2 separate regions of the Mus musculus genome follow, and region 2 is linked to region 1. The links are chromatin loops, found by intact Hi-C in ENCODE. Cell type or tissue: left cerebral cortex. All regions are shown on one strand. Links, peaks and the distances in the headings refer to the core of each region. The heading gives the core; the rest is flanking DNA.

What was found. Peaks named below come from ENCODE experiments on the same cell type or tissue, not always from the same donor. Only the 100,000 strongest peaks of a DNase experiment are listed, where the experiment ranks them.
Region 2: it touches region 1 in a loop (8-fold over the local background); 3 of 42 quality-filtered maps call a loop at or near these places.

The regions. Positions count from the first base shown.
Region 1 is chr16:68,663,137-68,673,013 of GRCm38, forward strand. No RefSeq gene overlaps it. Among named protein-coding and RNA genes, the nearest start is that of Cadm2, 1.0 Mb to the left of the region's middle. In left cerebral cortex, for the core only: no CTCF peak of the experiment used is centred there; a DNase peak (open chromatin) is centred at 4,057; H3K27ac peaks cover 569 bases.
Region 2 is chr16:67,611,028-67,619,027 of GRCm38, forward strand. The region is part of intron 1 of Cadm2 (cell adhesion molecule 2); the gene reads right to left. Among named protein-coding and RNA genes, the nearest start is that of Cadm2, 5.9 kb to the right of the region's middle. In left cerebral cortex, for the core only: a CTCF peak has its summit at 3,118; DNase peaks (open chromatin) are centred at 2, 426, 3,096, 4,556 and 3 more places; H3K4me3 peaks cover 2,340 bases; H3K27ac peaks cover 2,376 bases.

The sequences.
Region 1 (9,877 bases), core at 706-8,705:
ATAGAGCTCAGCTCACAAGGGTGCATTTGCATGTTTTTCCTAGTTTACTTTGTGCTTTGAGATAATAGAATAGATAACATTTTATAAATTATATAAACATTTTATAAATTTTATAAAATACACACACAAACATACATTTACATGCATATATATATATATATATATATATATATATATATATATATATATATATATATATGCATGTAATACATGTAGATTATATATAGATACTACATACTACATGCTGGGTGCTAATGTCTTCTTCTCCCTAAGAGCTGTACACTATTTAACAAAAACCTCCCTTTGAATTGAATGGTCAAAGAGTTTCAAGAGACTCACAAAACAATATAGAATATTGCTGCTTCCCTTCCAGAACTTGAAAGTAAGACCTCATTGCTGAAAGCACAACAGACATGGGTACTGGAAGGAACTGAACTGGAGCTTCCCTGGGCTTCTCCAGTACCTGAACCTGTTGTTCAAGATGCTAAGCAAGAAATTCATTACATTTGCCTATACAACTGTAAAGCTTAAAGGCCACAGCAAAGACCAGCCTGAAAGCTTAAAAAAAATAGCTGTCCAAACAGATTAAGTGCCCATTCAAAAATAACAATGATATGCTTGATATTGTTTAAGGTAGCTGATTATTAGAGAATGAGGTCACAGACTGTAGAAAAGAATCAACAACTGTCGTTATCACAATTCAATTCAATTTGCCATGATACTCTAAATATCCTGACATTCAAAGCTAAGTGTTGCTCACACTTCTAATCAAAAGAGGTTCTTTTGGCTGCTTTGGGGGCCATTAAAAATTGACAATTAATCAAAATATGGATAATAAGTGACCTTGTATTGCTCAGGGGAAAAATGACATCTCTTCACTGTATATCTATAAGGCTCAGCGAAAATCTCTGATTAGAAGGTAGATGATTGTAAAAGCCAAGAGACCTTGCTTGCTTGCTAAAATATTGTTGTTAAACATGACATGGAAGCTGCACACATGTAATCTCAACCATATAGTTGTATAAACATGGCCAACACTATGACAGTCATAGTTGTGATGCAAATGTGGATGTGGGAAGTTTCAGAAGGTCCCACCACTGTATAAAGAGCTAAAGTAATCAATGGCTACTAGGAGGCACAGATGCCGTTCTCCTGGAATGGGTTTTCTGATAGATGATCTAGTCCCCAATTATGAGTTGTTGGCCACAAAACGATTAACGGAGAAATACTAAGAGGACTCAAATGACTCTGTGTGTGTCATGTATATAGGAGCAATACTAAATGTACTCACTAGGGTGGTTGTGTATGAGTGTGTATGTATGTGTGTGTACCAGGAACAGGAATTACAGAACATTACAGAAGAGGTCATGAATTTGAGAAGGAACGGGAGACATACAAAGAACTGGAAAAAAGGAAAGAGTGGAAAAAATGCGAATGCAGTATTTCCACAGTAAAATTTAAAAAAAATCAATAAAAACAAATACATTAAAAACACAGTGGAAACATAAGAAAGAAATAAGTGCTGAATTCTTCAGTTTCCCGTGACACCTAAAGCTGCACAGTAATGTTGATGCAATGATGTGGTAAATATAACCAGTACTAATATACATTACTGCTTTGTTCTGTTGTTTTGTTTTGTTTTGTTTTGTTTTGTTTTGTTTTGTTTTGTTTTGTTTTGTTTGTTTGTTTGTTTTTCCTCTCAGAATATAATTTTGAAAAAGAAAGAGGAGGGGGGGGAGGAATGAATGAAGAAAAACATAAATAGCTATTGTTGAAGTCCGACTTGATCAGGCCAAAGAAGAGATCAAAGCAAATGTACTTTTTTGCACGTAATTTTAATGTAGTGTCCTCTTCCTCCTCTTGTTCTTAGCTTGTACTTTTCCATTTCTTTGTCCTTGGTGAAAGTCTTTGGGCAGGAAATGTATTTTCGCTGCTAGCTCTTAGCACATTAGTGTGAAGCATTTTGCCTGGTTGTCCCTGCTCCCAGAATCCTCACCTTGTGTGGGGAACCTGCGATATTCATTTAGAGTCAGTAATGGGGCTCCATGTGTTGTGAACACCACAGTACTACCTTTATGCACTAATTAATTGAATATGGTAATGAGGGCATGGCTACAAAGTCAAAGTAGGAGAAACTGAAAAATAGGGTAATTTATCTACCAGGGCAGAAGTAGTGAAACTCTACTAACTATCCTAAGAAGACACTGGTTTTACAGTTTAATTTAGTACTTTTCAGTCATCATTCCATTCTCTAATTAACTTCTTTCTTTTTCCCAAGGCCCTCTCCTATTTCCATGTCTTCTTTTTGTATGTGATCCATTGATTTTAATCAGATGTTATTGTATAAGTGTTGGAAGTAGATTATATACCAAAACAAGTGGAATTTTTCTAGCATTATCTTTTACAAATTAGTTGTGTTAAATGTTTAATAGACTATCCATGAGACATATTATTTTTATTCTAGGCTTATTTATGTTAATAAGCAGAAATTTTTCATGACCTTATTCATCAATTTGAACTATGTGCCTAATATATTAACTCTTCAAAATTACTATCCAACTACATTATTTACTTTTCTATTTTATTTAAGTAGTGTGTAATATCTCATACATTTTATTTATAAATGTTGGTAAAGCCAAGATATCAGTATAATTATGTATATCACAGTCTGTGAAAAGTAGCACCACTTAAAAAAAATCCCACTGTAGTTTCAGAGAGAATACATGTTATAACTGTTGTATTCAGTATCATGATTTTAAGATGGTTGGTCAATTTCCAAAATAAACACATGTAAATCACTAAAGGAAAATACAAATAATAAATAAAATAGTGAATAAAATACTTTATTTTTTGTAGTTTAGGACATTAGCTTCATTAGTATAGCAGACCCTATTCACTCAACCTATTCCACAAAGATATAATCAATGGAAATTTAAATAGTAGTAAAGAAATCACAAGTACTTTTTCTTAGCCTGAAGCTCACTGTAATAATATTTATCATGTTTTCCATATGTATTTAACTAAGTCCCTAATACATATAAGCTATATCAAGAAAATATGTTTGTTTATAAATTTATAAAGATGAGGATCCATCAATAAAGAGACTAGAGAAATGGAATTAATTGAGTGTTATCCTTTGTATTTATCTCTCGTATGTTCAGAGAAGTGGTCAGTATAGACAAATATTGGTTTATCCCCACAATGTTTCTGTTACTATGCTTAAAGAATGTAAACACAATTATAAAATGGCTTGGAAAGGTACAGCAGACTGTATTTCCTTTCTCAATTTGATAATGATTAAGCCTGGCTACTGTAATTAATTGATTTGTACATATCAATTTAAAATTCTTTATCTTTATAAAATAAACATTTAAGTTTTGCACCAAGGTTACTTACTCCCAGGATAACAATAGGAAGAAGTGAATAAATAAATCCACCTTAAATTTTTATCACTTCAGGATGAGAGCAAGAATCCAATCTAGAAATATTCTCTCTTGAAAAATTGTTATCATCTGGAAAGAACTAAAATACAAGCTGCTGGTCACTCCTGCGAGGAATTTTCTTGATCATATCATTCAAAGCCCGAGGACTCATTCTAAATGTGGGTGCACACACTGTTGCAATTGTTCCTGATTTTATAAGTAAGGTATGAAAACAGCAGCAGCAACATTTTTATTTTACCTACAACACCACTCTTGATATTAAGAAGACAGACCATCAGATCCATTTTTGTTGTGCATTATTGCATTAGATCAATATGTCTAAAGTGAATTTTCCAGAGCTATTCTCAGAGCATTAACGTTTCTGAGAAAATCTAGACCTATCAACTGCTGTGAAGCTTTTCCACCTGAAGCAGCAATTCATAAAATGTAATGAACTTCTGATTCATCTCAGGCTGCTTGTTAAGCAGGCAGATTTTTGAATCCTCCTCCACATTCATTGAAGCAGAATTTCTGCCGAGAACATTTTCCATAGCTAAATATGGATTATGATCTGGCAAAAACTTTTCTGGCTGAATGAAACTAGCTAGCCTCTTAAAAAGTGCAGATTTGAATTCCTTCTGTGTTCTTGAAACTCATCTTAAAATTTTGCAGAGTACAACAAAATTAGCCAGTTTTCTTTTCTAAAAAAGGGGAATGAACATTTGTCGAAAAGCTAGAATTTGGAAGACTGGGATTCAAGTGCAGATCTGTCTGGCTCCACGTCTGTGCATTTTCTGGGACAATATGGACATCAGTGTTGCTCAGAGTTTCTTGTATGAATTTATGAATTACTTTATAATATGTTGCTACATAATCATATAGACAAAAAAGAAAAAATATATAGACATGGATTTTTCCCTCTATGTTTAGCTGCGTTTCTCAAACTAAAATTAAAAATGAAGTCTGAAGTGTGGACATTATGCCCCTCCTTAGAAGTGGGAACAAAACACCCTTGGAAGGAGTTACAGAGACAAAGTTTGGAGCTGAGATGAAAGGATGGACCATGTAGAGACTGCCATATCCAGGGATCCACCCCATAATCAGCATCCAAACGCTGACACCATTGCATACACTAGCAAGATTTTATCGAAAGGACCCAGATGTAGCTGTCTCTTGTGAGACTATGCCGGGGCCTAGCAAACACAGAAGTGGATGCTCACAGTCAGCTAATGGATGGATCACAGGGCTCCCAATGGAGGAGCTAGAGAAAGTACCCAAGGAGCTAAAGGGATCTGCAACCCTATAGGTGGATCAACATTATGAACTAACCAGTACCCCCGGAGCTCTTGACTCTAGCTGCATATGTATCAAAAGATGGCCTAGTCGGCCATCACTGGAAAGAGAGGCCCATTGGACACGCAAACTTTATATGCCCAGAACAGGGGAACGCCAGGGCCAAAAAGGGGGAGTGGGCAGGTAGAGGAGTGGGGGTGGGTGGGTATGGGGGACTTTTGGTATAGCATTGGAAATGTAAATGAGCTAAATACCTAATAAAAAATGGAAAGAAAAAAAAATAAATAAAAAACAATAAAAATTTACCTTCCAAAACCTCTACAACTGATTCTATATTTTACTTTACTTCATATTTTCCTTTCTTCTAGTTTTTTGTTAGTTGTTCTAAGTGAATTTTTGTAAGTTTATTTTAAACAAATATCATAGAGTTATATTCTTTATATCTATCTCGAATTCATTCTACTTAAGACAATGAATGAATAAGCACACACAGAAAATAATTATTTAAACCATAGGTACTTTTCAGGAGTGATGGTTCTATGTTAATACAATCTGCTGCTAGACTGTTATCCTAGAACCCAACACAGCCATCTCACAATATCCAGTAACTCTACCTCCGAGATATCCAATGCTCTCTTCTGTTTGTTGCAAGTACACACACACACACACACACACACACACACACACACACACACACACTATATGAAAGTATAGAAAAAGAAAAAGATAAGTGTATGGGAAACTGTGTTGCTTTGAGTGTAAATGGCCCCCATAGACACATAAGAAGTTTCATTATTTAAGCTATGTCATTGTTGGAGGAAGTGGGTCACTGGGGTGGGCTTTGAGGTTTCAGAAGCCAAGCCAGGGTGAGTGTCAATCTCCTTTCCTGGTACCTGCTGATCCAGACATAGAATCATGCGCTACCTCTCCAGCAGCCAGCCATTCTTTAGAAGATTGGCTGTATTCAAGGTCTCTCTCTCTCTCTCTCTCTCTCTCTCTCTCTCTCTCTCTCTCTCTCTCTCTCTCACTCTCTCCATATATATATATATATATATATATATATAATATTTAAATATTCAGTTACCAAAATCAGAAATTAATAAAACACAAAATATAATTATTTAAACACATTTTCAGGTTAATATCATATATCCAATTATAGATTGCAAGACACATTACTTATTGTGTTGACTCTTTTTATTATAACCATTATTTCACTTCTCAAGAAATTTGAAAGACTAGATTAGAATAAAACAATTATTGCTACAAATATACCATAATATATATTACCAAATAGTATAATCATGATAGTCTATACCATATCTGTACATTGGCAGAAATTATTTAGAATGTATTTTCAATTATTATTATTATTATTATTATTATTATTATTATTATTATTATTATTATTATTACATATTTTCCTCAATTACATTTCCAATGCTATCCCAAAAGTCCCCCACACCCTCCCCCCCACTCCCCTACCCACCCATTCCCATTTTTTGGTCCTGGCCTTCAACTGTACTGGGGCAAATAAAGTTTGCATGTCCAATGGGCCTCTCTTTCCAGTGATGGCCTACTAGGCTACCTTTTGATACATATGCAGCTAGAGTCAAGAGCTAAGGGGTACTGGTTAGTTCATAATGTTGCACCTACAGGGTTGCAGATCTCTTTAGCTCCTACGATACTTTCTCTAGCTCCTCCATTGGGGGCCCTGTGATCCATCCAATAACTGACTGTGAGCATCCATTTCTGTGTTTGCTAGGCCCCGGCCTAGTCACACAAGAGACAGCTATATCTTGGGCCTTGCAGCAAATGCTTGCTAGTGTATGCAATGGTGTCATCTTTTGGAGGCTAATTATGGGATAGATCCCTGGATACGGCAGACTCTAGATGGTCCATCCTTTTGTCTCAGATCAAAACTTTGTATCTCTAACTCCTTCCATGGGTGATTGTTTCCAATTCTAAGAAGGGGCAAAGTGTCCACACTTTGGTCTTCTTTCTTCTTCAATTTCATGTGTTTTGCAAATTATACCTTATATCTCGCTATACTAAGTTTCTGGGTTAATATCCACTTATCAGTGAGTACATATCATTTGAGTTCTTTTGTGATTGTGTTACCTCACTCAGGATGATGCCCTCCAGGTCCAACCATTTGCCTAGGAATTTCATAAATTCATTCTTTTTAATAGCTGAGTAGTACTCCATTGTGTAAATTACCACATTTTTTTGTATCCATTCCTCTGTTGAGGGGCATCTGGGTTCTTTCCAGCTTCTAGCAATTATAAATAAGGCTGCTATGAACATAGTGGAGCATGTTTCCTTCTTACCGGTTAGGACATCTTCTGGATATATGCCCAGGAGAGGTATTGCGGGATCCTCTGGTAGTACTATGTCCAATTTTCTGAGGAATCGCCAGACTGATTTCCAGAGTGGTTGTACAAGCTTGCAATCCCACCAATAATGGAGGAGTGTTCCTCTTTCTCCACATCCTTACCAGCATCTGCTGTCACCTGAATTTTTGATCTTAGCCATTCTGAATGGTGGGAGATGGAATCTCAGGGTTGTTTTGATTTGCATTTCTCTGATGATTAAGGATGTTGAACATTTTTTCAGGTGCTTCTCAGCCATTCGGTATTCCTCGGGTGAGAATTCTTTGTTCAGCTCTGAGCCCCATATTATAAGGGGGTTATTTGATTTTCTGGAGTCCACCCTCTTGAATTCTTTATATATATTGGATATTAGTTCCCTATCTGATTTAAGATAGGTAAAGATCCCTTCCCAATCTTTTGGTGGCCTTTTTTCGTATTGACAGTGTCTTTTACCTTGCAGAAGCTTTGCAGTTTCATGAGGTCCCATTTGTCAATCCTCCATCTTACAGCACAAGCCATTGTTGTTCTATTCAGGATTTTTTCCCCTGTGCCCATATCTTCGAGGCTCTTCCCCATTTTCTCCTATATAAGTTTCAGTGTCTCTGGTTTTATGTGAAGTTCCTTGACCCACTTAGATTTGACCTTAGTACAAGGAGATAGGAATGGATTGATGCGATTTCTTCTACACAATAACAACCAGTTGTGCCAGCACCATTTGTTGAAAATGCTGTCTTTCTTCAACTAGATGGTTTTAGCTCCCTTGTCAAAGATCAATTGACCATAGGTGTGTGGGTTTATTTCTGGGTCTTCAATTCTATTCCATTGGTCTACTTGTCTGTCACTATACTAGTACCATGCAGTTTTTATCACAATTGCTCTGTAGTAAAGCCTTAGGTCAGGCATGGTGATTCCACCAGAGGTAATTTTGTCCTTGAGAAGAGCTTTTGCTATCATAGGTTTTTTGTTATTCCAGATGAATTTGCAGATTGCTCTTTCTAATTCGTTGAAGAATTGAGTTGGAGTTTTGATGGGGATTGCATTGAATCTGTAGATTGCTTTTGGCAAGATAGCCATTTTTACAATGTTGATCCTGCCAATCCATGAGCATGTGAGATTTTTTCATCTTCTGAGATCTTCTTTAATTTCTTTCTTCACAGACTTGAAGTTTTTATCATACAGATCTTTCACTTCCTTAGTTAGATCAAGCCAAGATATTTTATATTATTTGTGACTATTGAGAAGGGTGTTGTTTCCCTAATTTCTTTCTCAGCCTGTTTATTCTTTGTATAGAGAAAGGCCATTGACTTGTTTGAGTTTATTTTATATCCAGCTACTTCACCGAAGCTGTTTATCAGGTTTAGGAGTTCTCTGGTGGAATTTTTAGGGTCACTTATATATACTATCATATCATCTACAAAAAGTGATATTTTGAGTTCCTCTTTTCCAATTTGTATCCCCTTGATCTCCTTTTGTTGTCGAATTGCTCTGGCTAATACTTCAAGTACTATTTTGAAGAGGTAGGGAGAAAATGGGAAGCCTTGTCTAGTCCCTGATTTTAGTGAGATTGCTTCCAGCTTCTCACCATTTACTTTGATGTTGGCTACTGGTTTGCTGTAGATTGCTTTTATCATGTTTAGGTATGGGCCTTAAATTCCTGATCTTTCCAAGACTTATCATGAATGGGTGTTGGATCTTGTCAAATGCTTTTTCTGCATCTAATGAGATGATCATGTGGTTTTTGTCTTTGAGTTTGTTTATATAATGGATTCCATTGATGGGTTTTCATATATTAAACCATCCCTGCATCCCTGGAATAAAACCTACTTGTTTAGGATGGATGATTGCTTTAATATGTTCTTGGATTCGGTTAGGGAGAATTATATTGAGTATTTTTGCATAGACATTCATAAGAGAAATTAGTCTGAAGTTCTCTATCTTTGTTGGATCTTTCTGTGGTTTAGGTATCAGAGTAATTGTGGCTTCATAAAATGAGTTGGGTAGAGTACCTTCTACTTCTATTTTGTGAAATAGTTTGTGCAGAATTGGAATTAGATCTTCTTTGAAGGTCTGATAGAACTCTGCCCTAAACCCCTCTGGTCCTGGGCTTTTTTGGGCTGGGAGACTATTAATGACTGCTTCTATTTCTTTAGGGGATATGGGACTGTTTAGATTGTTAACTTGATCCTGATTTAACTTTGGTACCTGGTATCTTTCTAGAAATTTGTTCATTTCATCCAGGTTTTCCAGTTCTGTTGAGTATAGCCTTTTGTAGAAGGATCTGATGGTGTTTTTGATTTCTTCAGGATCTGTTGTTATGTCTCCCTTTTCATTTCTGATTTTGTTAATTAGGATGTTTTCCCTGTGCCCTCTAGTGAGTCTAGCTAAGGGTTTATCTATCATGTTGATTTTCTCAAAGAACCAGCTCCTCGTTTGATTAATTCTTTGAATAGTTCTTCTAGTTTCAACTTGGTTGATTTCACCCCTGAGTTTGATTATTTCCTGCTGTCTACTACTCTTGGGTCAATTTGCTTCCTTTTTTTCTAGAGCTTTTAGATGTGTTGTCAAGCTGCTAGTATGTGCTCTCTCCCATTTCTTATTGGAGGCACTCAGAGCTATGAGTTTCCCTCTTAGAAATGCTTTCATTGTGTCCCATAGGTTTGGGTATGTTGTGCCTTCATTTTCATTAAACTCTAAAAAGTCTTTAATTTCTTTCTTTATTCCTTCCTTGACCAAGGTATCATTGAGAATAGTGTTGTTCAGTTTCCACGTGAATGTTGGCTTTCCGTTATT
Region 2 (8,000 bases), core at 1-8,000, 1.1 Mb before region 1:
ATCAGAGTACATGTAACAAACTAGAGTATTATGAATCCTCAGGGAAGCCTCATAGAACTAATGTATTTTCTAAAGAAAGCTGCACATGAGTAAAGGGAGACTCAGATGCTAATTAGACCCTCTCAGAGAAAGCTATAGAAACGTCGCTCCTTGAATTCTGAAGTTGAACACAGAATGGAACGTTTGTGTACAGGAGACTGCGTGGAAAAGGGAGTGAGGGCTTGATAGAAAAGCCCTGCAATTGATGATTTACACAATTTGTGAGGAAATAAACTAAGCAAAGCCAGAAGTATAACAATGAGAGAATTCTCATCTTTCCAAAAGGGTTAAGTATGAGAACTGATTTCCTATTAGGAAGGGATTATGTAACAACAGAGGGAAATACTCAGCCTAGCATATGCTAATTTAGTCAGCTTTGCCAGGCATTGCTGTGTAGTTTTGGCTGGCTGACTCACATTCCTTTCCTCCTCGGTTCCCCCCCTCCCCCATTTATATTACCAAATGAAAGTGGTGGAGCTCTTTTTTAAAATGTAATGATAACTGCAAAACATTGAGATCTGCCCTTTGGTGGTTGAGAAACTTCATTACTTGTACGTTTTCAGAAACTTCCATTTTACAAGAGACCTCTCCTTTAACTATTCACTATCCTTCATTATTTTTTTTTTAATGTGAATTATTCCAGGTCAGTAGGATGGTAAATGGAAAGGGGTTCTTATATTCCTGGAGAGCACAAAGCAAGCTAGGTTACCATTCAAACTTCAACAAATAAAATGGAAACCAGTGGCAAAGGATTGGCACTTAAATTCTGTGCACATTTTTATTTGGTTTGAAATACACACACATATGAATATATGTATATAGATATACGTGTATATACATACATTTTATTTATTTAATGTATATATTCTGATCTATAACTTAAGCTTATTCATTTCAGTGTAAGCTTATGTGCAGACTGGAAGACAGGGTCTATTAAGTATAAAACTGAACCTGAAGTACACGTAGCATGGACATTTCCTACAGGAAGAGGAATAAGGGGCAAGCTGAAATAAAAGATAAAATTCTGAAGAAAGTACAAGTATATTTTATACACGGTATATTCCAGGCTCTGATGTTTAAATAAGCACTATCAAGGCACCTGCATTTTTAAACATAGACAAGTTTATCCCAGATGCCAAAAATGTTTCATTGCAAGAGGAAATTAATTGGCTTTATAAATTACAAAAAAACAAAAAACAAAAAACAAAAAAAACGCACCGTGTTTTCCACAGAACATCTTTACCTTTGTCAAGAATGGTGATTGCCCATTTTGTTTTCAAGGATAAGCAATGTATCTGTACTTGCATGTCATGTGTGTGCATGTATGTATGTATGTATGTATGTGTGTGTGTGTGTATGTGTATGCATATATATATATAATTATTATTATCGTTTTTATTATTATTAGTGACTCAATTCAGCCTCTAAAGGGCCTTTTATTTCCCTGTAACTTGAAACTGTTGCCACTGCTCAATAACAATGCTTTGTATTCCTAGAAGTAAAAGAACGATTACTTTTATTTTGGTAAATTATCCCCAAGTCTGACTAGACATACCTCTGAAGTATTGAAGTGGGTGGAAGATCATTTAAATATTCGAGGGGAACTGATTTGCTCACTCAGAAAGAGTTATCCCGGTGGTGAACAACAACTGTCTTAATGTTTACTTCAGACCTCTATAAAGCATCCTGTGACTAATGAACGACCAACTCTGTCTAAGGAAGATCTGGTAACTTCTTTCACCTAGTCAGGCAGCAGCCGGTTTTGATGATTTACTCTCAAAAGCAGGAAAGATCCAGAATAAATTTTCAACCCTATTGAAATTTTCCAGATTTCAAATTTGGTTGTTTTCAGTGGAAGAAACCCTTCTTATCACTGGTAAGGAAAACATATTTGTTAAAAGAGAAGAAGAAAATAAATACTAAGGAGTAAGTTACCTTTACTCATCTTTTTAAATCTTTAACTCATCTTTTCTCATAAACCACATTGTTATTACAGATTTTCATTATTTAAAAACCTAAGAAGGTTGGCCTTTATCTTTAAATGTAACTGTATGTTTTCAGCTTGAACACATATGAGTACTCATGGTGAGGTAACTTAGTATTGTTTCCCATTCTCAATCATTTCTTTACTTATTTTGACTTTATTTAATTCATGTGTAATTAAGAAGAGTATTTACTTGCATAATGTTCAAACATAATACCTTTTCTAAGATGAAAGTAATTGTATATCTCCTTAAGAAAACCCACCAAATACATTACGAGGAGCTTGTGGGCCCACTTCTTGGATAAAAAAATCAATATGCACAGTATGTCAAATGTTTTTGTTCTGTAGCAAATGGAATTCAAGCAGAACTGTGTTTCTGACTGTCATCTGATAGGATTTCATGGTGTGCTGAAAATAACAGTAGTTGCTTAGATCTCGCTATTTTTAGGAACTCATTTGACTACTATTCCTACAGAAAAACCAACATTCAATAATGAGGACTCATAAAAACATATGCCACGTATTGGCACCGACTTATCTGAACACAGATTTAAAGGTTAATTCCTGTCCCTCCTAAAAATAAATAAGTAAAAATAACAACAACAACAACAACAGGGAAACAAACAAAAAAACAAACAAACAAACAAAAAACCGAAGTCTGTTTTGTGTAGAATAGGAAACACTGCAGCAAGACAGATCCTGAGAGAGTAAATTTTTACCCAGAACACTTGAGTGAGGAGGCTTGGCACATGTGAAGTGTGGGATTCCTACTATAATTCCACTATTCATCTTCATTATATTGACCCACAAGCCTGATGGTTTCCAAGAAAGTCAAATGTTCACCAGGACTTAATGAAAAGATACCTAATCTTACGAGGAGTTATTTATGAATCTTTGACACACAGCCTGCTTCCCCTTTAGTTTTGCCATCACACACTCTGAAACAGTTCAGGCTTTAAAGGGTTAAAGCTTTGTTCCCGTCTGCCATAAGCTAGGAAAATACTTCACATCTCCCTCTCCTGCCACATGACTGCTTTCCTGTGTTTGTCTGCTGCTGCTGAGCATATAAAACCTAAGATGTCATTAGCACCATCACACAGCAGGGGGCTTCAGTGCCTCCTACTTCAGGGTAATCCTCACCACCTCCTTACAGGAGGAATTTAGGGAACATGCCTTCTTAGTTCTTCAAGAAGTATACTCCAAAACCTTGACATTTTCAAATAAAATGTTGGCAATGAACTTGAACTTGTCCTTTTAATATTTTACGTTAAACCAGTAAATTTAAATTATTCTTTTTTCTTTCTTTCTTTCTTTCCTTTTTTTTTTTTTTTTTCTTTGGTCAAAGAATGAGTTTATGATCTAGTCCGACATAAATTATCGGGAATTATCAATCTTGGAAAATAAAAAATAACCAACTTGGTAGGGAAGGATGCTGAGAATAATTAGTTAAATTGAATTCGTAGAAAGGTACTTATGCCCACAAATTATCAATAATTGCTTACATTTAAGCTTTCTCTAAGACACAACTGTTTTAGAAACAAATTTAGGTCTACAAAATACCAAATTTTTATATATTCATTATATATAATATATATTATTATTATTATTTATATTTTATGTAATAAGGCATGTGTGCTGCTATATTATGAGGCAAAGACTCAAACACTACCAGGCCTGCCTGGAAGACACACGTTGTTCACTGCCATTTGATTTATTATATATTTACTAAGCAAAGGATGAAAACTGCACAGATGTGTACATTGAATTCATCCTTGGAGAGTCTGTATTTATTTTTTACCACTGGTTCCAAGAACAATAAAGAGAGTAAATTAGAAGTATAGCTACCAATTTGACAATCGTCTTTTCCTTCATCTGGGGAATTGTGGTACTTGGTTTTGTGACTGGTTTCACCTGTTTCTTCCACCTACTCCGACACCAGTATAGAAGGTTTGACTTTGCCAAGTTGTTTCATGAAGCAAAATGCATCGAAGTAAGAACTTTCTCAACACATTTCAGGACACATGTCAGAAAACTAAAATAATAGTAATAATAATAATAATAATAATAATAATAATAATAATAATAATAATAATAAACAACCATTATATGGAAATCTACATTACACTATTTCTTTATCCTAGGGACCTTTGATAAAATGATTCATCAGTTCTTTATAAGAAGGTATCATATTAGTAGGCTCCCTATTTTAAAGGGGAGGGTGACAGAAAGCAATGCTTATTCTGGGCCACTTTAAAATACATAATTAGGATGTCATCTAACAACTTTTAAATTAAATTTTACTCTTGAAGTGACTGAAGTAATTTTTTTTCTTTAAGGAAAACTCTTCAATCTCACAGTTTCATGGCAGAGGAAGCAGTTTTAAAGTTTCAGATCTACTGGTGGAAGACATGGGCCTCAGTCCTCGGATCGAGGATGCTGCTCATCCATGTTGTATTACACCACTGCAGTGTTTTGATAGTTGCAGAACTAGGAAACCAGCACTGAAGCAATCTTCCTCATGATGAGACAAAACCAGCCAAGAGACCCAGAATCCTTTGCAGGGAGGATTTTTCTTAACTGCTGCTCCTGAAGGTGACAGCTGCTTCACCCAGTCAGACTGTGGCTCCCACCTACAGCTACTTTCCAGTTCCTGTTATCGAGGAAGGGAGAAGTGGATGGTATTCTAGCTTCCCTGATCATAAGAAATATCCTGACAGGACTTAGGATATTTGTGTACGTGTAAAAGAGGTAAGAGATTTGGGAAGCATTTACTGTGATGGTAATGATATTTAACATACTGTGCATTTTCTATAAGACATCTGGTGAAGTTCCCGACACTAACGTGTCCAAAGCAAGATGTAATATGTATATTCACTGTGGTGTTGATCTGAAGGTATTCATTAGCAAGTATGGCAAATTATTAATTAGAATACCTCATGAAAAGCTATTAAAACCCTTTGTATTTGTGTTACACATTTTCAGTAAGATTAAATGAGAGAGAGAATGAATGAATGAATGAATGAATTTAGGGAGACCAGATATTGTGGTGCATGTCTGTTCTCTGTTTTTCTTTCTATGTTTTTCTTCCTTTCCGGGCTTGTTTCCTAAGTGCACAGGGCTCTCTTCATCTCAGCAGTGCTCCTCCAGGCATGGGAGGCGATGTGGTTTTAGGAAAGGTGAACTAAGCAGCATCTATTTCATGGCCCAAGGAGCTCTTAGTTACAAGCATTGAGCGAGCATGTGTGTTTGCACTTCTTAGGCTACAGTTTACTGTGATTCTCCTCTTCTTGACTTTCTGTCTTCCTTGATATAGAAAAAGAAAACACTTGGGACCTTAAAGTTGAATCTCATTTTTTTTTTTATTTTCCAAGTTATATTTTGGTCAGAAACCAATATTGATATATATATATATTCCTTCTATTTGTTTTGAATGGACACATTGGGTATAAATTAAAGTAATTTTGAAGAGCACCAGTAAAACCACCCCTGTAACAACCCTGGTTTAATTTTAACAAGATTGGCTTATTCTTTCTCATATTAAGAAATTAAATCATAACTTTGTTTTGAGAAAATGTTAAAAAAGAAAAGAAAATAGTGACAGTGTAAAACGGAGAGTTTAAAATAAAACACTGAAGCACAGAGAAGATGTGTTTTTTAAAGTCTCTTTTGTGTGGTACAAACTGTAAAATAAAATAGAGATTATGTTTTAAGGGATACAGAAATTGATTCTCAGTAAGTGACTGAATGTTACCAAGCACTAGAAAATAAGAAGCTACATTCTTAGTGACTGTAGTCTTTGCCTAGTCATAACAAGGAGGAGACAGGGCAGACTCCCCCCTCTCCAACATCAGCTCTTCACTAGATCCCCACATAACCTTTCTTCCCTGTACATGGAAAGACTTGAGGTGTGTTTAATCTGTGTTCAGAAAATAAAGCCTGCCTTTGCCCAGGCTAGCCAAGACCTAATCAAACAGTAGGCTGGTGGGAAAACATAAATCAGAACCCGAAAGCAATGTTTACAGCCAAAAGGAAGAAAAGTCAGGCGTGAGCAATTTGTTTGAGGAAGAGCTGACAACATCAACAAAGTATGATGTGCCTGGAGAAGCCAGTGTTTGATAAATGGGTGGCAGCAATGAAGAGGAAAAGACAGTTGAAGTAGGCTTGCACTCTTTCCTTTCTCTTCTTTTTATTCCTCTTTAATGTGGACTAAGATGTTCATGAGGCATCATGGAACTGATGCTCATTCCCTGGCCGCTGTAGAGGATATTTATTTACTTAGTTGGTTACTGGAACCTGAGGTTGTTGCTGCTGCTGCAGCAGCAGCTGCTGCAGTAGTGCATTTTCCCTGCCAAACTCACACCTCTTCCCAGCCCCAACTCCCCTTGTCTGTTAGGAAAAGCAGCTCTGTCTCAGTCACTGGTTTACATACACAGTAAGAGACCATGCCTATGATGGAATCTCTCCTTTCTGGGTTAAGAATGATTCAGTCCTCCTCAGAGCTAGCTCCCCAACCCCCTCTTTGAGTGTGTGTGTGTGTGTGTGTGTGTGTGTGTGTGTGTGTGTGTGTGTGTGTGTGTGTGTGTTTGAATGAGGGAGGGAGGGAGGGAGGAAGGGAGGGAGAGAGAGAGAGAGAGAGAGAGAGAGAGAGAGAGAGAGAGAGAGAGAGACAAGCAGAGAGGCACAACAGTTCTTCTCAGTGCACTGAATAGACAATTCACAGAGACATGTTGAAGGAAGTGAGGAGGCGACCCCCAAGTGCAATGCGTGGCCACATGCTCTATAATAATCTCTTCGGACCAGCCCAGCCGCGTGTGCAATGACCAGTCAGTGCCACAACACCAAGACTGGCAGAGAAAAACACATCCAGCCATGCCATGCCGTGCCGTGCCGGATTTCCATCGCAATCACCAAATTAACTGATTTCCCCACATCTCTCTTCCCATAACTGGTGCATGCAGGCGCTGGCTTGCCGCGCGGGATGCGCGCGCCCGCGCGCGCGCGTACACACACACACACACACACACACACACACAGACACACACACCACTCACACACGCACGCACGCAGACAGGCATGCACGCACAGAGGGAGGGAGGAGGGAGGAGGGAGGAAACAGCTGAGAAATCCAAGTTACTGAGAGGTGAACTAGGGACTCCAAGAGGATGTTTTCTCGGCAGGATTAGAAATCCAAGTAAAGCCTTCAGCCACCTGGGTGAGGAGTACCAGGGTGGAGGAGTGAGCGCTGAGAAAAGGGAGCAGGAGGTGCAAGCCATGAAAATGCACTATCTGCTTTCTTGGCACATGACATTTTAAATTTATATCCCATGTAAAATAGGTTTAAAAATCTCCTCGATATATTCAAGGAAACATCTGTACACGGTTAGTTAATTGATTCAGCAATTTCCTGTCCATTACTTCACTTACATTCATAAATATGCACAAATAACATACTGTCCCAATATATAACCCCCAGAAGACGGCAAGAAAGAGGCTACATTCCAAGAACTTGCTGAAAGATGGTTCATTGACCTCATTTAAATCCTGCAAAAAATAATAATAATTTAAAAAAAAAAAAGGTTTGGGTCTGAATCTCCGGTGTGTCTACATGTGTCTTACTTCCACATTCCTTTAACCCAGAGACAAATAAATTTGATCAACTAATCTTTCTCACAAATACCAATGGATGGCAGAAGAGTTGGAGGTGAACAAAGATTTATCAAGAAAAGAGACACCCAGCTTTAAAAAAAAAAAAAAAAAAAAGATCTATTGACCATCATCTCGCATTCATCCTTTCCCGTTTCTCTCATTCAAGCCGCATCCCTGTGCTACTCTTCAAAGCAAGGATCTTCCGCCTTTCGGTCCTGCACATGCACGCCTCTTCTGCCTCCTCCACCACCCCAAAGTGCTTCTCCCATACACTCCAACTCACGCCTTGCCATTTATTTCAAAATTAGCATCTTCTTCCCCTTCCACACAT